3 separate regions of the Mus musculus genome follow, and all the other regions are linked to region 3. The links are chromatin loops, found by intact Hi-C in ENCODE. Cell type or tissue: left cerebral cortex. All regions are shown on one strand.

The links. Peaks named below come from ENCODE experiments on the same cell type or tissue, not always from the same donor. Only the 100,000 strongest peaks of a DNase experiment are listed, where the experiment ranks them.
Region 1: it touches region 3 in a loop (2.6-fold over the local background); 5 of 42 quality-filtered maps call a loop at or near these places.
Region 2: it touches region 3 in a loop (9-fold over the local background); 11 of 42 quality-filtered maps call a loop at or near these places.

What each region holds. Positions count from the first base shown.
Region 1 is chr15:64,702,717-64,710,716 of GRCm38, reverse strand. It overlaps Adcy8 (adenylate cyclase 8), which reads left to right. Exons shown (of 18, transcript NM_009623.2): 15 at 5,913-6,059; 16 at 6,474-6,566. Among named protein-coding and RNA genes, the nearest start is that of Gm30691, 76 kb to the right of the region's middle. In left cerebral cortex, a CTCF peak has its summit at 3,260 (motif pointing left); DNase peaks (open chromatin) are centred at 3,258 and 4,470.
Region 2 is chr15:65,696,904-65,704,903 of GRCm38, reverse strand. No RefSeq gene overlaps it. Among named protein-coding and RNA genes, the nearest start is that of Gm23907, 6.4 kb to the right of the region's middle. In left cerebral cortex, CTCF peaks have their summits at 1,118 (motif pointing right), 3,157 (motif pointing right) and 4,499; DNase peaks (open chromatin) are centred at 1,160, 3,185, 4,416 and 6,143.
Region 3 is chr15:64,913,574-64,921,573 of GRCm38, reverse strand. Adcy8 (adenylate cyclase 8) reads left to right here. Exons shown (of 18, transcript NM_009623.2): 1 at 1-1,422. The coding sequence starts at 469. Among named protein-coding and RNA genes, the nearest start is that of Adcy8, 4.7 kb to the left of the region's middle. In left cerebral cortex, CTCF peaks have their summits at 521 and 3,591 (motif pointing left); DNase peaks (open chromatin) are centred at 1,275, 1,705, 2,757, 3,576 and 2 more places; H3K4me3 peaks cover 4,315 bases; H3K27ac peaks cover 2,283 bases.

The DNA.
Region 1 (8,000 bases), 210 kb after region 3:
TCTCTCTGTCCACATTCATTGCCCTGACCTGCTGGGGGAAATTCCCTATAAAATCTTCCCTCTCATCTAATTGTGGAGGATATAGTGAGAAGGACACAGCAACTAAGACGTGAGTCACTGGTAGTTATCACCTCAAGGACTTGTTTGTGTCCAAGATGAAGTTTTCTCCTCCAATGTGGCAACCTCAATAGTATGACTTACCCTTCCTGCCCCTCATGAAGATGAATACTCACCAGTCTTTATGTTCTGTGACAGTCAGTAAGTGGGTCAACAGAACCATTCTCCCAATTCCTGAGGAAAAACAATGGATTCAATTTTGGTCTCCTATGTATCTCAGCTGTCATCACCTGAGAGCCTGTGCTTATGCGCTTGTCTTCATGGATACTCTCTCCACCAGGTAGCATCTGGCCAAGAGAAGAAATGGCTCTCAGCTACCTTTTCATGCTTGTCTCCCTTCCAATAGATCCAACAGTCAAGAGCTGAACTGAGTTCAAGTTCGGTTGTCTGGTATAGATTCCCTCTAATGTTAAACCAACTTTCCATTCAAGTGTTGATCAAACGAAGTTTCCAGTTGCAATATCCGTTCCTGTTTATCATGACTGGTATTGTCATCATTCCTGAATGAACATAGCTTTGTGACTGCCACTATTAGTAGTAGCTTGGACTCAGGAGTCAAACTATCCAGTTATAAATTCCTGTTCTACCCTTTAACAACTGTGAGTTTTAAGCAAAGTACTTAACCACAACCTCTCTCATCCTCCCTTAGATAAAATAAAGGCCTTAATTATATCCAACTCACATAGTTGTTGTGAGCATTAAGTAAGATGATGCATGCAGTATTCTGCAACGTGCCTGGCATATCATTGCTCAGTAAAAATAGCTAGTGTTATCATTATTTTACATTTTAGGAAATCAGAGGATGGCTAGAGAGGTGTAAAATATCTGCAGTATAAGAGTGAGGACCAGGATGTGGACACTGAACACCCATACAAATCCCAATGAAGAATGATGCTAACTCCAGAACTTGGAAGGCTTAGAGAAGGGGTCCCTGAAGCAACCTGGCTAGTTAGACTAGGCACAGAGTTGATCTCTCAGATTAGTTGAAAGGACCAGTCTCAATGAAAAATATTGAAATTCCAAATATCAGCCTCATACCTGTACACACATACACACATATATGTGTCCACAGCATGCAAACGTGTACACGAATACAAATTCACATACAGGCAAACATCGATGCATACCGCATATTCACAAAAGCATGCAAAATAAAATAAAAAAACTGAGCATACTGAATGCTGGCAAGACTTCTAAATGAAAAGAAAGGTTGGGAGGGATTAGGTGTCAGTAGAACTCAAATGGACAAACACAGTTTAAGAAGCCCAGGGGAGCCATTTCACACAGTGGGGGCATTTATACTATAGAGAATAAAAACGAAGTTGGGCCAGTGGTGGGATTAAAGGCAGTGGTGACATATGCCTTTAATCCCAGCACTTGGGAGGCAGAGGCAGATAGATTTCTGAGTTCGAGGCCAGCCTGGTCTACAGAGTGAGTTACAGGACTGTCAGGGCTATAAAGAGAAACCCTGTCTCAAAAAAAAAAAAAAAAAGAAGTTGGATGTGTAATTATGGAGTCAATTTCAGAGGATAATATTTTTCTCTTCTCTACTTGTTAATAGAAAAAGAGGTTCCTGGGATGAATTGTGCTTCCTCAAAATCCATGTGTGAGATTCCAAGCCCAGTGACATCAAACTGTAGCCATCATAGGAGAGGTAGACATGTCAAAATTAGGCCATCAAGGTGGTCTTGATACAGTCCCACTGGCATCCTTGTAAAACCTAAGGATTATAACTCAAAGTGAAGAATACAGAAAGATGAGTGGGAGATAGGCATGTACTCTCTGAGCAGGAGAACCTATGAATGTCTGAGCCTTGGTCTCAGATTTCCTGCCCCAGTATTATGAAAAAAAAATGCATTCATGTTCCTTAAGTCACTCTGTGATAGCAGCCTTCAGGAAGTAATAATATAGGCAATTGTGTAATAGACTTTTACCCAAAAACCAAAGTCATGTGGAGGATTGATTCTGTGAGCTTACTAACACACATTCTCTAATTTGTGAAGCAGAATCAGCTTCCTCCATGTGTGCATACCCATCCCAGGCTAAAGGGAGTATGGTCCCATGTTAGGAATTCATTTTCTGTTGCTTTTCTCTACTCTACAACTCGGCCCAGCCAGTTGTCACCTGCCTATGCCCCTTTGGATGAAACTAAGTTGACTCACACTTCAAACTCAAGATTGATCGTGAATCAGCAACAGAGTGTTTCTCAAACCTAGGGCATGATAGTGGAAGTACACAAGGAGAAGTGGAATAAAGAAGCCCTAGAACCTTCCAGCCCTAACTCTTGAACTATTAGCTGTGTGACCCAAGGCAATAGCATAACTCCTCTGCCTCATTTTATCTGTGAAGTAAGGATAGAAAATTCCACTGGATTGTGACAACTCACAGGTTCATGTGAAAGAACTCTGTAGATTTTAATGTTTTCTAAAAAGACCAAGAAGTCATTAATTGACATAATAACTATTTGTGGGTGTTTACTTATAATAGATTGTTATGTAAAGGACATCATAATGCGGGACTGCACTAAACACACCAAGAAGAATGACATATATCTGACATCATAGGATTCATGTTTAAAGAAAGAGTTGGATGTTAGAGCAATGATGCTGGAGCAAGGGATGTGTTACAGAACTTCATGTGGCGATTTGAGAGCTCAACCTCCTGCTCCCATTCGAGACCCTAGAAAGTTTGTGCAAAACTCCTCTCCACATGGGTAGTGAAAAGAGGAAACACAAATTTGCCTGGTTAAGGAGCTAACCTCAAGGCTGAAGGGTCAGTTCCCAGCAATGGACAGGTAGGAGAAAGAAATGTACTTATGTGGTAACATAGAGACTATTCGGCTTCCTCCAGGAGCAAACCTTGGAAACTAGAACTTCAGAGGCAGCAACTTCCCTGAAGGAGATTCTAGGAAATACAGAATGGAAGGAAGAGAAAGAATGCACTGGTGTTTGACGCGTTGTTGGGTAGACCTGCTACCTAAATGGGCAATGGGAGCCTAATCGAACCATTTTTGAATGGCTATAAGAGTGAAGGAAGAGGATACAAGACATCACTTCCCATCAGTGGTTTACAGATACCCCTGATTTGGGGACATTAATCCCATGCCTCTTCAAAGCTGCTGGTCACATTGACAGAGTGCCCTCTTGAGGCCAAAGAAAAAACTCACAGGAACCATGACAGTTGGGTAGAGAGAAAATTGCAGGGACACCTGTAATAGCAGCTACAATGGGACACAGAAGCAGAAAAACAGACCAGCAGTATAACTCAGTGGAAGAACACAAACCTTCAAGGCTCTGAGTTCAACATCAATACAAAAACAAAACATAGAAATGCTTGAGTGTTTTAGGAGCCTAAAGAGTCGGAGACTTGTAGACACTTAGATTAAAGGGGTGGGTGGTAGTAAGACCATGAAGATGTACTGTAATGTAGTGTTAGAATTTTATCTTGAAGGCAACTGTGAGCCATAGAGAGCTTTAAGACTGGAGGAATGTGTGATATCCAATATCATATAGATGTCTTTAAAAAGATCGCTCACTGTAGGCAGCATGTGGTGAACACCTTTGAGTAGAACAAGGCTGGAGGCCTATGAGTAGGAAGCTTTCTTAGTGGTAAGTCAAGACACTGGAAAGAGCATTGCTTTTAAAAATAGCAGCAACACTAAAATAGGGTCAACATTAAGGAGCAGGAAAGAGTCAATGATAACCAACACTCCCTTTGTAGATTTCGCAACTCTAGTGTTTCTAACAATTTAGTGGATGAAGGAACAGATGAGTGCTTCATGATAAAGAGAAAACACTCCAGGCCTGTGGAATCATAGTTTGAAGAGTGTCAGAAAAATCCAGGTTAAGCCAAGTCCCAGAACTATTCTGGAAATATGGACTTGGAAACTGTATGGGTGGTGGAGAGGTTGAACATGAATGAGATATGTCCAGCAAGGATGTCCAAAGTGATGCATTCACTGAGTCACAGACAAAATGCTGAAAATAGGCAGGCTTTCTAAAGCAAATCCTTAAAGAGTGCAAACGTGAGAAAACAAGATACTTCACAGAAAGTCAAGAGATTCAAGGTCCCAAGTGGCCAACCTGCTGAGCTATGTGATTGCCCAGTGAGATGGGAACTGCCAAGTGTACATTGATTTTTCCCAATTTAGAGGACTTTCTCTCCACTTGTTTCATCCCAGCTTGAGATGTGAATAGAAACAGACAGAGGAGAAATACAGCATAAGAAGGATGGAAGCCAGAATGAAGGCCAGGTTGATAGACACGTGTGCCTACTGGATCAGGGTATCCTGTTCTTTTTTAGAAAAGACAAAGAGCAGGAAGCAGCATGAAGAGGAAGTGAGTAAGACCTAAGAAAGGAGAGCGTTGGCAGGAAAGGGAGTGATACTAACCGGTTCTGTGTGTCAACCTGACACAAGCTACAGTCATCAGAAAGGAAGGAGCCTCCATTGAGAAAATAATCTCCACGCGATCCATCCGTAGGGCATTTTCTCAGTTAGTTATCAGTGAGGGAAAGCCCAGCCCATAGTGGGTGGTGCTGGTAGTGCTGGGTTCTATAAGAAAGCAGGTTGAGCAAGCCAAGGGAAGCAAGCCATTAAGCAGCACTACTCCATAGCTTCCTCATCTGCCTCCACCATCATGCCCTGTTTACGTTCTTGTCCTGACTTCCTTTGGTGATGAACAGCAACATGGAAGTATAAATTGAATAACCCTTTCCTCCCCAACTTGTTTTTTTTTTTAGTTTGTTTTTGTTTTTGGTGTGTGTGTGTGTGTGTGTGTGTGTGTGTGTGTGTGTGTGTGTTTGGTCATGGTGATTCTATTACAACAATAGGAACCCTAACTAAGACAGGGGTAACGTTGTTGAAGAAATTATAAGGGCCAAGATCCTACTTTTCAGTAAGAGGTAAAACACAAATGGAGTTGAAGATGATTACACATGAAGATGTACGCACATAAGGACTAAAAACAGGGAGAGCTACCTCCCACCCAAAGTTTACTTGGTACAGCAGGAGAAAGATCTTCTATGCAGAAGGGCACTGTGGTGGGTTAAGTGAAGGAGAATGGTGAAACTGCACCAGTCTTTGAGGAGAACAGAAGAATTGGCCAAGGACAAAGGCATACCGTTCACAAGTGCTGGCTTAGCTGAGGTTAAAGATCGCATACTTTTTATTATTCTAAACCACCTAATGATTCTGTGTTCACGGTGCAAGGAATGGACTATCTGTGTCCCTCCAAATTTTCTAAGGTGTATTTATTTTTCTGGACGTAGTCTAGAAACTTATTCCTCTAACTAGTTTCCACCTCCTATTATCTCCCAATAATACCACCTTATCACTCCATGAAGAGTTAACTCATGAGCCCCTGTGATCCAGTGTACCTCTCAGTGACTAGATCCACCAGTCAGAGACCATGTCTTTAACAATGAAGCTGTTGGAAGATTTTATTGTGTGTTCAAACCATAACAATTGGATTAGTGTGCTTATTAAAGAGTTCCAAGAGAGCTGCTTTGCTTCTTCTGGCATGTGTGGACACAACTAGAAAGTAAGTGTTGGATACTTTCAAGCATCTAGAACATGAGAAATACATTTACAGTTTTCATCAACCCACCCTGATGTATTTTCTATAGCAGCCAGTGGGGGCGGGGGAGTACTAAGTCATACATTGCTGATGTACCGTACCTGACATCTCATTTTCTGTCCTGCCACTGGATTCCTGTGCACATGTCTGCCGGGTCCTTATGCACAGGTAGCATCATGCAAAACTCTGATTATCATGTCTGCCTCCTCTCTGTCCCAGGAGCTGTATTCTCAATCCTACGATGCTGTTGGAGTGATGTTCGCCTCCATCCCTGGGTTCGCAGACTTCTACTCTCAGACAGAAATGAACAACCAGGGAGTAGAATGTCTGCGCTTGCTGAATGAGATCATTGCTGACTTTGATGAGGTAAATCTAAGCATCAGAACTCTTGGGATGTTTTATAAACATGTGATAGGTTATTTAATTTTCACAGTCAATTTTTATCTGAATAAATTGATGCCTTGATAAGTGTCTAAAATATAGACTAGTTAAGTCAATCAAAATATTCATCACACCACATTGTGGAAAAACCACTTAAAGTGTAGCCTCTTGTGGACATTCAGGTATACAATACTTCATTATTTAATTTAGTCACCACAGTGTGCAATGGTGTCCAGAACTTTCTTCTATCTACCTGAAACATTCTACACAAATTAAGGATGCTCAACCGTTTTAGTTAGATCTTTCTCCATAGTGCATGGGGGCAGAACACACTTTCAGAGCCCAACACAGTAGCCGTATAAACACAAGGTCTAACTTCATGACCCGGATCCATTGCAGCTGCTCGGGGAGGACCGGTTTCAGGACATTGAGAAGATTAAGACCATTGGTAGTACATACATGGCTGTCTCAGGACTGTCCCCAGAGAAACAGGTAAGGAAGGTCCTTGGACTTGGCCACAAATGTGCATTGGGCTGATTCTTGTCACATGCTGAGGAAGGCTTGAAGAACAATGGGAGGGAGCTGTTGCAGGATTGTCCCTGTCCAATTACATTAGGGCAGCAGGAGGCCTGTGATTGGACAGGGAAAGGAGAGGCAGCACTAAAAGTTGCAAAGACAGCATATCAGGAGAAAGAAGAGGGAAGAAGAATGGAGGCAGATGTGAATCAAAATGGCTTTGACCAGTCACAGGTAGTTATGATAAGGTAGTTATCATAAGGTTAGAATAATTTGGATAAAGCTTTTATCATTATCAATTGGTACTGAAATTATTGTATTGGCTTCTTGTAAATTGAGAATTTATTGATACATAAATCTGACTGATTAATTATAAGGTTCAAGAGTTTTGCTTTACTTGGTTACTGGAATGTGGGAGCGCTGATGGCAGAGAGTGAACTAGCAGCTCAGCCAGATGCTGCAGGGGCTAGCTGGAGAGAGTTACCAGCAGCAGGAGTGCAGGCGTGCAGCCCAGCCCTGCAAGGGATTGGCAGGTTTGAGAGAAACAGGAGCATGGAGAGTTGGCAGGTTCTTTTAAAATATTTCCCATGACAGGGGGCTCTACACTGGGCTATCCTGGTTCCAGGATGTACATTCACCCTTGACCAAAAAAAAAGAGGTTTGATGGATAAGTTGCTTCAGTCTGAATCTCAAACAAAATCTGTGCCACAAAATACCTTGACTGTGATTTAGCTGTGGGTGCCCCCCAAAACTCCCAATACTAGTCCATTTTCTTACTCTTGTTTTTATTTTAACCCTTGAAAACTGTTCCATGGTGGGTGCTAGTGATGGTAGCGGCAGTGGTGGCAGTGGTGGTGGTGGTGGTGGTGGCAGCGGGGAAAGAACTGGGGTGGTCTGGTGGTGGTGGTGGTGGTGGTGGTGGTAGTGGTGGTGGTGGTAGTGGTGGTGGTAGTGGTGGTGGTGGCGGTAGTGGTGGTGGGCGAGGAGGGTGCTGGTGGCTCTGTAAAACGTTGGACTGTGTTAATGGGGATACTAACATCTGCCTTTCAGGGCTAATGGGTGAATTATCTGAGATAACGTTCATGTTCCCCATATAAAGCCTGTACCCTTATAAATATTCAACAGAGGTTAGATGAGTTTGAGTCAAAGTGACTAGGGAAGATGGAATCCTCACTAAGTCATCACTGGACTTAACCAAAGGAAAATGCTCTAAGCATAGCTATGTGAGATGAAACCCACATGTTGGTGTACAAGTGTGACCCTCAATAGCAGGAGTTAGAAAACAAGTAGTTCCAGGCCACATCTGCCCCACTACCCATGTTTGTAAATAAAGTTTTATTGTACACAAGTACTCCCATTTAGTTCTATTTTATCTTTTGCTCATTTAAAACCAAAATGACAACACTGAAG
Region 2 (8,000 bases), 780 kb before region 3:
ATGAGCCTCACATTCAATATATCCTGAATATATCCACTAACCCCTACAACCGAAGCCTTCCTCCTTTTTCTGCCTGTTTAAAAGCTCATCTCACACTCTTCTGACTGTTCTCAGGACATTATGTATATTATGACTTGTGTAGGAGATGTCTAAAAGGCATATGAGCTGAAGCTTGGTTCCATTCCACCAGTGTCCAGAGACGCAGTCTTTGGAGAGTGATGAGATTTTGAAGTCTCCTGTTTCATCTGTGCTTTAATCACTTGATAGATTAGTAGTTCAATCCCTTGTTTGGAGGGATGTGAAATCTAGATGTGGGGCAGACTCCTTGAGGAGTGATTTAGAAGGGCAAAAATCTTGTCCCTGGCTTCTTTGTCTCTCCTTTACTTTCCACCTACACCGAGTTAACCCTTTCTGCTCTACTATACTTCCATCACCATAATGCCATTTTAGACCCAAACAGCGGGCCATGGACTGACTGTAAAGGGTGAACAAAAGGAACCCCCCCCCCTTTTGAATTGTTTCTTTAGGGTATTTGTCAGAGATAAAAATCTGACTAATGGAATGGAGGATGTCCTTCTGAGTACTTCAGTCTGATTTCTTTGCACAGTCCTGTCTGTTGGTAGCACCCTGTCTGTTGGTCTGGACCCTCTCACGTCAGACCTTAAGAAAGTGCAACATCTAAGTCTTTAAGTACCCAGCTTGTAACTTGACTCCACAGTTAGCCATCATCTGTCCTGAATCTTGAGTGCTCTGTCTTGAAGTTAACTGTTTGAAGGCACAACTAGTGCCCTCCATGGCAGAGCAGTACCACCAGCACCTTGCAGTTCTGGGCTTACAGTAGTTGTTCTGTGGTTATTTTCACATTTTGAAATCTTTTTAACTGTGACATTTCACAAATTTACTCCTGTGCTCTGATGTCTTTCTTTGCCTTCATAATAGAATTAAAAAAAAAAAACCCGACATTTAGATTGTATGTGTGCCCCCTCCACTTCTTTTAGACACTCCTGTGTCTAATAAGGCACTTAGCTCTATTTTCCTTGAATGGCTTGTTTAGGGTAAGAACACCTATTCTGAGGAAACGCATAGGCATGGGGAAGTGCTTGCTGATGGCCAGGAGATGGTGCTGCAGGAGAGGCATGCAGACCATAGTATTTTCTTCCACTTTGCAGTGTGGAGGAATGATGCTTTTTCATAGTAATATTTGCTTTCTCTCTCCTTAGGTGGTGCTGTGACAGTGGATCCGAGACTGAAAGAATGTGCAAACTCCAGTGTTGTTGCTGAGAAATATTTAAATATATGCTGCTCTGCAGCCAGGGAGAAAGCATTTCTGAGAATCAGAATATAATAAACCTAATGTTCTCTAGCAACAAAGTCTTCTGACTCCATTACAGGCAGAAAATGGCAGATCACACTCATGAATTACAAGAATAAATTTGCGGGCTGACTTAACACGTATCTTCCAGACCTGCTGTTTTCAGCCACAGCTCTTGAGTCTGCAAAGAAACCACCCCAATTTGGACACTCTAGGCTTTAACTGCAGCCCTATGGCAAGGGGTTTGTTAGTTGGGACGACTCTCTGCTTGTTTGTGTGTGTGTGTGTGTGTGTGTGTGTGTGTGTGTGTTTGGGTGGCCTCCTTGTTACAGCCTTTGACTATTCATTGTTACTGTAGAATGCATCATTTGATCTTTCAGGCTAGAGGGACAAGCACTCTCTTCCTCATTTACTACCTCTTCCTCCTGCACTACCCTGCCTAATAAAGGGTGAGAATTCTTCAGCAAAGCAAAGGGAAGCTCTTATTGTTTAGAATTTAGTTCCAAACTCCATGCTTCTTGTGACCCATTCCTCAAGGTTATTCCATAGAGAGACCTACATATCCTGAAGAGTTTATAAGATCTAGATATTATGTTCGATTCTTTCTGGCATACAACTTAATCTTTCTTGCAGTGTGGTTCACTCATTATCAACGTTTCTACTTGAGTAGAGGAAACAGGCTACATATGAAATGACTCTTCCAAAGGCTCATTCATTGGAAGCTTGGCTTTCATATGTTGACACTAGTAAGACATGATTAATCATGAGGGCATTAACTTCATCAATTCACTGGTGAGTTTACAGTTGAATAGGTTATTAGAAGGCAGAGCCTGACTGGAGGAAGTGGGTCATGGGATATGCCCTGGAAGGGGTTTTCTCATCTCTGGTCTCCTCTTATCTATCTTTGTTTCCTGACAGCCATGAGATGAACACATTTGCACTACCATACACTTATAGCATGATGTTCCAGCCCATCATAGCCCAAACAATGACACCAATATCCATGACCTGAAACTATGGCTCAAAACACATTTTTTTAAAAATGTTATGCTATGTTTTGTATTTTGTTACAGCAGTAAGAAATTACTAACAGAGAGATTTACGGTAATTTGTTTTAAGACCAACATTGAGAAAACAGTATAGCCAGAATCAGGATTCTGACTAGCATCTTATTTTCCCCTATTATACATGTCAAATTAATCTTACCACCTTCTGGTTCTACAGACCTTGATATTCATTTTCACTGTGGGGCCTATTATGTAGCTTCCCCCAGACTCCCTTTAACTATACTTTAGTATAGTTAGGATTTCAGTGCATACCTTCTATTTGCCCTTGTTTATTTAAAAGACAGCCTTCAAAATTAGGCTCTTTGAGAAGTGTTTTATGTGTCAGGTGCTTTTTCTTGCTGTTTCTGCAGGGCTACTGTACCATGTGTAATTGACTTCATCTTGATTTTCATTTCCAATTTTCCCAAAGCATAAAATGAATGACTTCCTCAATTCTACTTGGCCATGAGTCAAGAGGTTGTACTTCATAGGCAATATGCCTTAGTACAGTAGTTTTTACCCTCCTAATGTTGGGACCCTTCAAAACAGTTCCTTATGTTGTGGTGACCCCGGCCATAAAAGTATTTTTGTTGGTGCTTCATCACTGTAATTTTGTGACTGTTATGAATAATAAATGTCTGTGCTCTTCTAATTGTTTTAGGTGACCCTGTCAAAAAGTTGTTTGACCCCCAGATGGATTGAGACCCACAGGTTGAGAACCACTGCCTCAGTAGAAAGAAAAATAAGTCCTTACCTTCTTTAATTTGTGAAAATGTGATGGGGTGAACACGTGTAAGATTCAGAACACTGGGTGGCACTGTTTCCTTTCCAAGAGGACATCCATTCAGAAAGACCATCCTATGATTGCTAAGACCTTAGCTTGAGCCCTGGTGAAATTATATATACCTGGTGAGACAAAGGTGACTCACTGACATGAGAGCATTTCCTTCTCTCCCCTGATGGAATGAATTATGTCCCTGTGGCCTTTTCCAGGAAGATCTAACATACTTGGAGCTATCAGTTGTTCTCAACATTATTGTCCATGTTATATAAATATTTGCTGCTTTCAGGATGACAGTCTGATTTTTGAAGATTAGAACCACATCTACCTTTTTCCTGTCCGTTCTCCCTTTTCCTTTGTGAATTTTAAAATTATTGTTAAGGATCCATCTTGGTACACTCTGGTATATTTCTGCCTTTCTACTATGATCCTGAGTCCTTTCTCTATCTTAGTCGTTAAATTCTGTCCTCCAAAGCATATTCCTGGAAGTCAATTATCAATCAATAGCAAAGATAACAATGAAGATATGGAGCAAGTGTAGAAGCAGTCCAGATAAGCCAGTGCAAGATGATCCCAACACTGCTGGGAGGAAAAGATGACTTCTCCACAGGAATGTGTGGAGCTGGACCATGCTACATCCATTGAGATTCCTTCATTTATTCTAAGATCATTTTTATCCCAAAATTGTTTCTTGGACTTTCGTAGCTTGACCTCAGATTGTGATGTTAAGTAGTAAAACTTCTACTGATCCCAAGTTTAATGCTTTTTTTTCCTGCCATCCTATCATTTATTATTTGTTCATCCAGTAGTTTTGGGGTATCTGCTATCTATGCTGCTGCTAGGCTAAGCACTTAACTACTACCGTCATCAAAATACTACATCTCGGGTTGGGAGGGGGCTGTGCTTTAATGACAGGAGGGAAGGAAAGCAGACAGTGAACACTCAGAAAACAATTTAACTTGTCAAGTGATCATGTCATTCTGGTGTGTGTATGTGTACACAGTCCTTTTATGTGTGCCTTTCCTTGGGTGGGAGTCAAGATAAACACAGGCAAGCTAAGCACTTGCATCATAATTATACAGTTAGAGGTTTCTTGAATATCATGATTCCTTTTGCTCAATGGCTGCCTGCACCCTTCCTTATTTTCTTCCTTCCGGAGGGTTAGAATAATACTGCAGTTCTTTAGGAGTAACTAGCCATTTTCTTCACAGCCCTATGATGTGAGGTGGAGGTACAAAATAGTGGGCAGTGTGGCCCTGCAGCAGATTGTTTATTTAGCTCAACTGCTCCTAGAAAGGAACTCCTCATTAGAAGCAGTCTTCCTGATGTGTCTGAGCTTATCTCTATCGCCCCCTTTCCACGTTCTGCTTCAGAATCGGGCAGAAAAAAAAATTCTGAGAATTTCTGCCAGTGGGTTCTCATTAAGATTGCAGTATGCTTTCCAAACATAGTCCCTCAGAAGTGACCGAGGTAGAGGGAGGAAAGTGAGGCCAAGGACATTTCTGGGAAAGGAAATAAATACATTAGGACAGAGACATGCAGTTATCAGAAGTAAGGTCAGAGGGACAGAGGTCATCCCAGGGGACAGAGAGAAAATCAGAGAAACAGGGGCACAAAACTAGGAAGGTCCTTATGGCACTATCAGGCAATGATGGGGGTGTTCGATTGCTTTCAATATGGGTAACAATGAGCTGTTTGATATATGGAGAATACCAGAGTGATAGCAAAGAGTGAGTTGCACAAGGACAAGCAAAAAAGAACGAAAAGAAAGCACACATTGGAAGTATTGTCAAGAACTAGATGGTTATATTTGGTTCACTGACTGGGTCAATAGAGCATATTAGGAATCAATGTGTGCCAGACCCTGCTCAACTCATACAGCCCTAACAAAACATTTCATAAAGCAGCCACTATTAAAAATTTTTTTCTTATCACTGTGGATGAAGTTTGGAAGATGCTAAATAAGGCTCACTAATTCACTGTTAGGAAGTGGGTATCACAGTTAGTTATTGGTGGGAATTGAAACCAGGGAGCTGGGAATCCTTCAGTAGTACACGTGTTTCACTGTCTCCCAGTGTTAGAGCAGGGGGATAGACTTAACAAAGTCTCTCAGATAGACAGCTCAGAGGTATCATAATCTGGTAGATTCCATTGTAGAGTACTGATATTCCATAGACAACATCCTATCTTTTTGATCTTAACTGAATATGGAACAATAATCATTACTTCTGTAGTATCCTTCAGTTTCTTCCCCAATGAAGGCTGAACTCACCTGCCATATTATCTCAAGCCTTTGTCTTACAATCTGTAACAAGCTTTCTGCTTCTCCTTACTTCTAGACATCTGTGTTAGGCCATGTTTTTGAATTTTGTTCCTGGAGGTGTGGTGGTTTGACTAAGAATGGCCCCATTTGAGAGCTTTGTCACCTGGGAATAGAACTGTTTGAGAAGAATTAGGATTGTGGTCTTGTTGTAGTAGGTGTGGCCTTGTTGAAGAAGTGTGCATTGCTGGAGGTGGGTGGATTTGAGGTTTCAAAAGCCCATACCAGGTCTAGTCTCTCTCCCTCTGCCTACTGCATGTAGATCAGGATGTAAGCTCTAAGCTCCATGCCTTCCTGCTTGCTTCTATGTTTCTTGCCATGACAATTATGGGCTGACCCTCTAAGGAGACTGTATTTTACTTACAGAAAATGTTACTTTCTGGATTTGCCCCTTTCTTTCTGTTTTCTGCAGACTTTGATTTCTACAAACATGTTTCCCAGCTGTCTGGCTGACTGTATGCCTTTGAAGAATGGAGAGCATCTCAGTTACAATTACATTGACGACAACATACCCCTTGATAATAACAATCATTTGGTTATACAAACCAACTTCCAAGAATTCAGACAGAATGCCATGGACTTGACTTCTTTCTGGTATCTGATCTCTGACTTGGGTGACTCAGCCAGCTGAAGGCTGAATCATCTGGAGGTATCTTCATTCACAAGTGTGACTCAGCAGCTTTGCCGAGTTGAGACTGTCAACTGGTCATCTATGTGACTATGCCTTTCAGTATAGTGGCTGGGTTCTAAAAGAAGCATCCAAGGACAAGGAGGAAACCTGCATTTTCCCAACCCATCTGAGAGCCAAGAAATTGAGCTCTATATCCTCTTGTGAACCTTTCTGTGGCAGGAACTGCTTGTGCATCACAAAGAACCCTTTCATTGTAAAGCCCATATAAGCAACAGACACTGAGAAACACCAACTGATGGGTCATAAAGAATCTACCATATGTCATCATGGTAAGTGTTCATCTTTTAAAAGAATACATATATAAATCCAAACAACAGAAAACAATTGACCTAGCTTTGTATAGTATGCTCCCCCCTCTCTCTTTCTCTCTGTGTGAGATAGATAGAAAGATATACAGATAGATCAACTTGCAGAGTCAGTTCTTCTACCATATGGGACTTGGGGATTAAACTCAGATTGCCAGACTTAGAGGCAAGCGCATTTACCCACTGAGCCTACTGACCATCTCTTTCATTCCATTTTTAAGTCAAACTTCTTTGAATAACTGAGTTTTAAGAGTTGTTGGAGCATTTTAGATTCTCCTCATTTTGTTAGGTATGTGGTTTACAAATGTTTCTTTCCATTCTTTTACTTCCTAGATTTTTCTCTTGAAACACAAAGATTTGCTTTTGATAAAGTGTAATGCATTTGTTATTGTTATTTATTACTAGTCATATCTAAAAGAATCATTGGAAAATATAAGGTTATGAAGCTTTACCCTTTTGTTTTCTCCCGAGAGTCCCAGTTTTAGCTCCTATGTTCAGGTATTTGATCCATATTCAGTTGGAGTGCATGGTTGGGATACCACTTTCCTCTTTGTGAATGTGGTATCTCCTTGTCAGAATTGCTTGCCCAACATACCGTTCTTCCAAGATTCAGTTGTGTGGGCTATCCTTGTCGAAAACTAACTGAAAGGGAAGGTAAAGGCTCATTTCTAAGCACTCTCACTTTTAATTTCAAATATTTTTATTAACTAATTTATTTATTTACTTTGATTCCCAATATCAGCCCCTCTCCTCCCAGTACTCCCTCACAGATCTTCCCTCCATTCCCCTCCCCTTCTTCTCTTAAAAAGGGAGTCACCTTGCCTCCCTCCTCCCTTTGGCACATCAAGTCACTGCAGGGCTAGGTGCATCCTCTCCCACTGGGGCCAGACATAGAGGAACAGGATTCAAAGGCAGGCAGCAGATTCAGGAATAGTCTTGCTTTCATTGTTGGGAGAACCGCATGAAGACCAAGCTGTATATATGCTACATGTAGACAAGGGGCCTACGTCCAACCCGTGTTTACTCTTTGGTTGGTGATTCAGTCTCTGGGAGCCCCTAAGGATTCAGGTTAGTTGACTCTGTTGGTCTTTCTGTGGCATTCCTATTCCCTCCAGGTCCCCTAATCCTTCTCCCAAGTCTCCCACAAGACTCCCTAAGCTTGATTTAATGTGTAGGTGTGGGTCTCTGTATCTGTTTCCATTGGCTGCTGGATGGAGTCTCTGAGAGTACAGTTATGCTAGACTTTTGTTTGCAAGCATAACAGAGTATTATTAATAGTGGCAAGGATTGGTTCTTGCCTGTGAGGTAGGTCTCAATTTTGGCCAGTAATTTGTCCATTCACTCTGTTTCTGCTCTATCTTTGTCTCTGCATATCTTGAAGGCAGGACATATTTTGACTTGAAGGTTTTGTGGGTGGGTTGCTGTTCTTATCCTCCCTCTGGGAAATCTACCTAGCTACAGAAAGTGGCCACTACAAGATCCATATCCCCCACTGCTAAAATTCTCAGCTAGAGTCAACCCCATTGCACCCTGGGGCCTATCCCA
Region 3 (8,000 bases):
GCCTTTCTGCAGCCGCCGAGACGTGGGCGTCCAGAGTCCAGTGCCGCAGCCAGGACCCGCCCGACGCGCAGCAGAAGCGCGGCGCCCAGGCGCCTCTTGGAGAAGGAAGACTGCGCCAAGACGCTGAGCTTAGAGACAGCCAGGGGGCTGGAGCGCAGAAAGGGACAGCGTGGCTCAGAGCGCTGAGGATTTCGCGGACAAACAGCCACCACTTTCACTGCGTATCCAAGCTGAGCTGATTGGCGGGAAGGTGGCTTGCCAGTACACAGGGGTCCGCTGCATTCTACCAGGAACACCTTGCTCCTGGGCTCACTATGACTTGACCTGTGGGGGCCCTGCTCAGGGCTCCTGCAGTCGAACAGCTTAGGAAAGAAGGGATCGCTGCCAAGCGGCCTTTGGGTCTTTAGGAACCCCTATCACCAACTGACACAACCAGTGTCTGTGCCTCCCTCCCCGCGGACCCAAGCCATGGAGCTCTCGGATGTGCACTGCCTTAGTGGCAGCGAGGAACTCTACACCATCCAACCGACGCCCCCGGCCGGCGACGACGGGAGCGGCTCTCGGCCGCAGCGGCTGCTGTGGCAGACGGCGGTGCGGCACATCACGGAGCAGCGCTTCATCCACGGGCACCGAGGCGGCGGCGGCGGCGGGGTCTCCCGCAAAGCCTCGAACCCTGCGGGCAGTGGACCCAATCACCACGCGCCGCAGCTGTCTAGCGACTCGGTGCTGCCTCTCTATTCTCTGGGCCCCGGAGAGCGAGCGCACAACACCGGTGGCACCAAAGTCTTTCCGGAACGCAGCGGGAGCGGCAGTGCCAGTGGCAGCGGGGGCGGGGGCGACTTGGGCTTCCTACACCTTGACTGTGCCCCAAGTAACTCGGATTTCTTCCTCAATGGAGGATACAGCTACCGAGGGGTCATTTTTCCAACCCTACGCAACTCCTTCAAGTCTCGGGATCTGGAGCGCCTCTACCAACGCTATTTCCTGGGCCAGAGGCGCAAATCGGAGGTAGTGATGAACGTGTTGGATGTACTAACCAAACTCACCCTTTTAGTCCTGCACTTGAGCCTGGCCTCGGCTCCAATGGACCCTCTCAAGGGCATCCTGCTAGGCTTTTTCACTGGCATCGAGGTGGTGATCTGCGCCCTCGTGGTGGTCAGGAAGGACAACACCTCCCACACTTACCTGCAATACAGCGGCGTGGTCACTTGGGTGGCTATGACCACCCAGATTCTGGCAGCAGGCCTGGGCTATGGGCTTCTGGGCGACGGCATAGGCTACGTGCTTTTTACACTCTTCGCCACCTACAGCATGCTTCCCCTGCCTCTCACCTGGGCCATCTTGGCCGGCCTGGGCACATCTTTGCTGCAAGTCACCCTTCAAGTACTCATACCCAGGCTAGCGGTCTTTTCCATCAACCAGGTAACTCCTGCTTGCACTTGCTTTTCAGCTCCACTCCCATGGGTTGTTTAGAAATAACTTCTAGAGAGCTGGGGAGGGGGCATTCTTGTAAGTTTGCTTCCTTAGCTTACTTAGGCTTTGTGCGTCTCGGGGGGGCTGGGGGGGGGAGTCAAGGCTCATAATAACTGAAACAAAACGGCTAACTTTACTCTTCTACTCTGGCTGGTAATTGTCCTCTAACATAAGCCTTTCCACTGACACCCAAAGTCTACAGGACACACAGAAGAGGAGAACTGCCTAGATTTGAGCTGTGGCGCTTTGCTAACTCACAGCAGATTGCTGTAAGGGTTTCTTCACTTGGCTTTCTGCTTGGCTTGTTTCTGAATGGATTTCATCTTTGCTAAACATGGAATTGCAGTGCTGGGTGCCCTCCAATAGGTCCTCCCCATCGTTCTCAATCCTATGACAGGGATTTTATTTGGGTAATGTTAGTGCCCTTGGGGATCTACCGTGGTTTTGTCTCTGATTACAGTGCCCAGCCCCTGATCTCTGAATAAATAAATACATAAATAAATAGGTCTCAGGAATTTCAGGATGGCAGACTCTTGGCAAAGAATATAAGTTTTTATTAATTAAAAGAGACGCTTCAATGTAGATGTCTTTAATGAAATACTTAGATGAAGTCTCCAACTCTGTCACTCTCCTTTCTCCCTTTTCCTCTCCCTCATTAAATATGAATGTGCTTATGTGAACAAAGTTCACGTTGTCTCTGGCTGGGAAGGTAGACAAAGAATCTGTTGTTTAAATTCACTAAAACCAATTGATAATTAATGGCCTGACACTTTGTTTAACAAATATCTGGTACTTAGCAGGGAGAGTGGGTGTGGGGGCTTCTCGTTTACAGAGGGAAACATCAACAGACTCAATTTTGGAAGAAAGCAACTGTGAGGTGCTTGGCTAGGGGCCGTTTTGTATGCATCTGTCCTGCTCTCAACATCTCTGCTTACTCTTGTTGTATTGGATTGATGTTAAAACTCTTCTAGTCATGTATAGTGGGCAATCCCACTGCAAATGACTGATGATCTGCAGATCACTAGCCCCAATAGAAAGCTTTTCCCATCATTGCCTTCTGGGGTTTAATTGGATTGGGGGTCTTTTTCCTTTCATGTTGGCTGTGTCTATTTGCTGCGGCTGCTTATCTGGTTAGTTGGTTGACTGTGCTCTTCAAAGTGTCTCCTCCAGGAAAAGCTAAGAGTATCTAAAGCATGTAGCTGGGATCATTGGGCAGGAAACAGGGAGATAAGAGCCCTGCTGAGAGCTGGGTGGGTGAACTTTTCTGCACCATAGGCAATGGTGACTATTCTCTGGAAAATATCCCAAGCTTTTAATATTTGACGCATAGTAGAGTGTCCCTTGAAGAAGGCCTTAAGGCCTTTGCCTGGGATTGTATAATATTATACAGTGTATAAGCTGTGCACTTCAAATTCTGTGGACACAGATGTCTGAACCCCTAGCATGTAAATCTACTTTCTCCCAAGCACCCCTGTTCTTTTCTTCCTTTTCTTTACTATGTTTCAATGTCAGCAAATCATTGCTTTCTTCTTTTGCCCCTCCCTCTTGTATCCTCCTCATTTGTCTCCTGCTTCTCTCCTCCTTTTTGAAGACCTAACTCGGTCTGAGTTGTTCTCACAATCAACCACAGATATCTGATGTATACAGAAAGACTCATTTACAACCTACTGCCTTTCAACAGTAGCCTTACTTGGTACACATTACTGAAAGACCACATAAAATATGCTGGGGTAGTATTTAGAAAAACACACCCTAAGTGTCAAATTATGAATGTCTTCAAAGTTCTAAGTATAGATATGTTTTTCTTGCCAAGTGAATCCAGCAAGCAAATTCTGGCTCCATATTTGTTTGATACTCTACTCAAATACTACCAGATGGGAAAAGATTAAAAATAACCCCCAATGTCTTCCCACTCCCATCCTATGATAAACAGTTCCCCACTGTGAAAACCAAGACCCACGACATGTAAACTAAGCCTTTTCGCCTTTCTGTTTGGGACAGGTTATTGGTTTAATAGGATTTCATAGGCCAAGTACCCTTTCTGCCACAGTGAAGCTACCTGGGCCATAGGATTCTTCAGCTTGGGGCTGCAAGTTCCTTTAAACATTTTCCTTTGGCGCCCCCTAGGGGTGCAAGTTTCTTAGAGCCTGCAGGAAAGTGGAGGGTTTCTCTCTTTTCTAAACCCCTAGGTTTGTGTTATTTTAGGTTTGGTCTGTTGGTTGGTTTGGTTTATTGGTTTCGGGGGCGGGGAGGGGCGGGGGGAATATGTTTTATTTTGTTTTTCCCTGCTTTAATTTTAAGAAGTACTGGTTTATTTCCCATGTTCAGTGCACAAATCACATGTAAAACTTGGTAAGAACCTCTGAGGGCCACTATAGTGAATTCCTAAGTGCTCACTCACCACAACCTACTCTCTCCCCCAGGGGCTGCTTGTCCTCCTCGAACTCTCCCTCTTCTGCTCTTCTTCAGATCCTAAATTCTCCACCCATCTTTCCATCTTCCTAATATCTCATGAACTTTCATACCTCTTTGTCTTTACATCTGCATTCTGGGTCAATCCCCCGCCCCCTCCCCCTATTCTTCATTTGATCTGGCATGTTCTATTTGTCCAGATTCTCACAAGCCACTCTTCCTGGTGCATGCCTTGTTTGGGTTTCTCTGCAGCAATCACACTGTCTGAAACTATCTTATCATTTTGTTGTGTCTCTTTTGTGTTTACCTGAAGTCTCGATGCTAACAAGAACACACACACACTAAAAGGGCAAGAGATTGCCCTCGTGTTGACGATTTCATCCATAGCACTTAAACAAATACCAGACACAGAGTAGGCACCTAAGGGAATCACTATACAAACAAGACTGCTCATCACATGATTACAAGATATTCAACTTCCCAAACTCTTTGTTGATTAAAGAATCCTCCACCCATGCACATCCATACAAGCATGAATACACAATTAAGTTGTTTGTATATAAGACAGGCTTTTACTTCTAAACACTGTTTGGAGAAACCAAAATACACAGCATGCCATTTGTACAATATTTTACATAGAGCTTAGATCCTTTGTTGGTGTTGCTATACCTGATGATATATAGGCAATATTGCCCTTCATTTTAATTTCGAAGAAGAAAGATCAGATTTTCAGAAACACAGGGGGCTTTCTGAAGCCAGGGAGCTAACAGGTGATAAGTACAGAATTAGAATTTGAACTCCAGTGCTAACTATTCCTCAGCAACCTCTAAGGGCATCCTTTCTGCAGACTAAGAGTAAAAGGGACTCCTTTTGCTAGTCAAGAGAGTACAAGGCCATACACTACATCAATGAGCATTTAATGAAAAATGCAGAAGGGAATTGAGAGAGAAAATGCCAGAAATGGCATAGATTCTTTAAAATCATTCTGCTCAGCTGGGTACCAACTCATCAACTGAAGGCCATAAGCCCTTTGAATATCAGGTCTTTGCATTAATCTTAATTCCCTTTAAGAGGATGGCTCAGGTTTAACTTAGTATTTTCAAGACTCATGGGATTAAAATGAGAATCCAGTGTCAGCTACACCCTGTCAGCTGGCTCACTTCACTGAAAATGTCATCTTCAAAAGTAATAAGCGAGCCAGTAATTGCCTTCTTAATCCAAGCCATGAGTTTCTGCTGCTACTGTCTCCACCCCTAAGAAATCACATCTGTGCCTTGAAAGGGCAACCACTGTGCTTCAAATCTCTGCAGACCCCACCGTAGGAGCAGACAAAGCCCCTTGTGAATATGCATCACAAGTTGATTCCCACTGTGGATATGAATCTTAATCTTAAAAGGCTCACTAAAGAGAATTTTCTTCTCAGCATAGAAATGGTTTGTATTCTTTCTACTCAGGCAGCAAACTAAATCGCTGCCCTCCAAATTCCAACACACAATACAACAAAACACGCACATGTGCACTCACACACACACACACACACGAGAGAGAGAGAGAGAGAGAGAGAGAGAGAGAGAGAGAGAGAGAGAGAGAGAGAAAGTATAGTTCATGGAAAATATAACAAACCACCCAAATTGCCCACATATTTTGTGGGTCCAGTAACACTGGAAATAATGAGAAAACTTCTTAAGTTGCAAAGCCCAATTGTAACATTTGTTTTTTCTAACTTAACACCCTATAAGAGTTCAGTTGCAGGTAGCCTGGCGTCTGCCCTTCAGCCACTGAATTAAAATTAAACTGTGTCAGCCTCACATATGGTATGCATATCAATGACACTGAGAGTCTTCCGCATACTCTCTAGGAAGTTGATATTTCTCCATTTTAAGCCAATTGTTTATCCACCAGTTAGATTTATTAATCAAAAAATGTATTATAAGATAACATTATACATATAAATGAAATATAATAATAAGGTCCCAGATATATTCTAAGCACCATAGCTATGATTAGCGTTTTATTCTAATTTAATTTGATTTAATTTCTTGGGACAGTAAGAGGGGCTACCTAACATTTGAAAATCATCTTGTTCTCATTCTTCAGCTCATTAGACACAGGATGGTAGAAATCATTGCGTTGTTGGAAAACTGAGAGCAGTAATACTTAACCAGAAAGATGACTGCACTGTGCTTCTTCTCTCTCGGGGGATCTAAAATGTTACAGCCAGTGACTAATTAGACGTCTGTGCCCCTTGTCGAAGCAGATAAGGAGATAAGTGTAGAGAGAAAGTGATTTCTGCAAGATAACCCTGTGAGCAGATGCGTACAGGTATGCAAATCCAGATTAATCCTTGTTCAAGGTCATGCTGTCAGTTAGATAGCTCTTTCCTGTCTTAGACAGATCTCATCAAACCGCAGAGACTACAACCAGACAAATGCTGATTAAGTAATGATTCTTGAATTTGACAAATAATGAGACCCAGTTAGACTGCTCTCCTATCAGTAATTGTGTAGGACAGCATGCAGTTGTAGGAGGTAAGATAGAGAGGTGTGATGGGAGCAGTGGGATTTTAGGAGAGAAACTGTGGTTTAAATATGCACTTAAGTGAGGCATTGACCTCAGAGTAAAAACAAAGAAGAGATAATAGAGTTATAGCCTCTCTCTCTCTCTCTCTCTCTCTCTCTCTCTCTCTCTCTCTCTCTCTCTCTCTCCCTCCCCCCCCCTCTCTCTCTCTCTCTCTCCTCGTTTATACAATTTAAACACAAGTGCATTTATACATCTTTGTCTAAGACTAGGGCTCTTTGTATGTAACTCAAATCAAATTAAGAGATTCTATGACTATTTAATGTACAATAAATGACACGTGATTTAAACCACCCCTAACTTGGTAAACATTCAATTTATAACACAGAGCTACCCATTTAAATGGCATGATTGAACTCTCACTCTGACTTAACTCACCTCTCTAGTTACAGTATGCAGTTTCTAACCCCTGACTACCCCTGTTTCTGTACATTCTTTAGGGGTATTCATATGGAATTTAAAATAATAATTGCAACCAGCATGTCTGAAAAATGCCTTCCAAAGGCATATTTGAGTGTTAGCTTTCCTCAGAGGCGCCCCTGAATGCTGCAGAATGGGGCTATTATCCTCCTGCTTGTGAAAATACAAGTCTTCCCTTCATGGCCTTTATTTTCTCTTTCTTCATGTCTGCTGTTCATTCTTGTTACACCTTTCATATTTTTGTTTAAACTATCATCTTGTTTGTCTGCTATGGTGGACAGTGGTTTGGTTTTGTAAAGGATTTGTAATGATGCCAAAATGATCAATTAAATCCCATTGGCCCTGGCCTGTGGGCATCTTTGTCTAAGAGTTGCAAATAGATTTGGTGTCTGTATATTTAGAGAGAGTTGTAAACTGATTGTGTAATATGTGTTGTTCAAGATTAAATTATGAATTTGTTTCCCTTCATATCTGAGTATGTCACCTGACTGCCATCAATGAGCCAGAGCACAATTAGATTAGAACTAGGGGAGGGGGTGAGGGGGGCTGACTCGAATTTTGGAGCAGCAGCTGCAATGTCCTGCTAAGTGGGACGAATGCATTAGTCATATTTACACTCTAATGATTGATGGCATTTAAGAGCTCACCAAAAATAAGTGAAACCAAGCATAAGAGGAAAAGATTAAACACATACACACACTCATACACAATCAGAGGATACTAGTAAAATCATCTGTGACATTTCACTGCTGTCTAAATATTTCTTAGGATTTATTCACATCCCAAATTGGTCCATTTGAGTTGATCCTGCAGGTATTTGTTTCCAGAACACAGATGACAGTTGCAATATTCATCTCAACCCCTTTCTCTCACCAACAAAGGGGCACAACCAGTAGGCCCAAAATAGACAATTGGGCAATATGTCAATTCATCTGACATATTGGTTCTGAAGCACATGTCTGGTTCTTTTTTGTTGTTGTTTTTTCCAGAACTGAAGTAAGAGTCTAAAGTCTAGCAGCAGCATTGGAAGTTGGGGAACATCTGTGACACATAGGTTTTCACCTCAGTCAGACAGATAATGGTTTATATAAATAGCTTCTTCCTCAGGATGAGTGCAG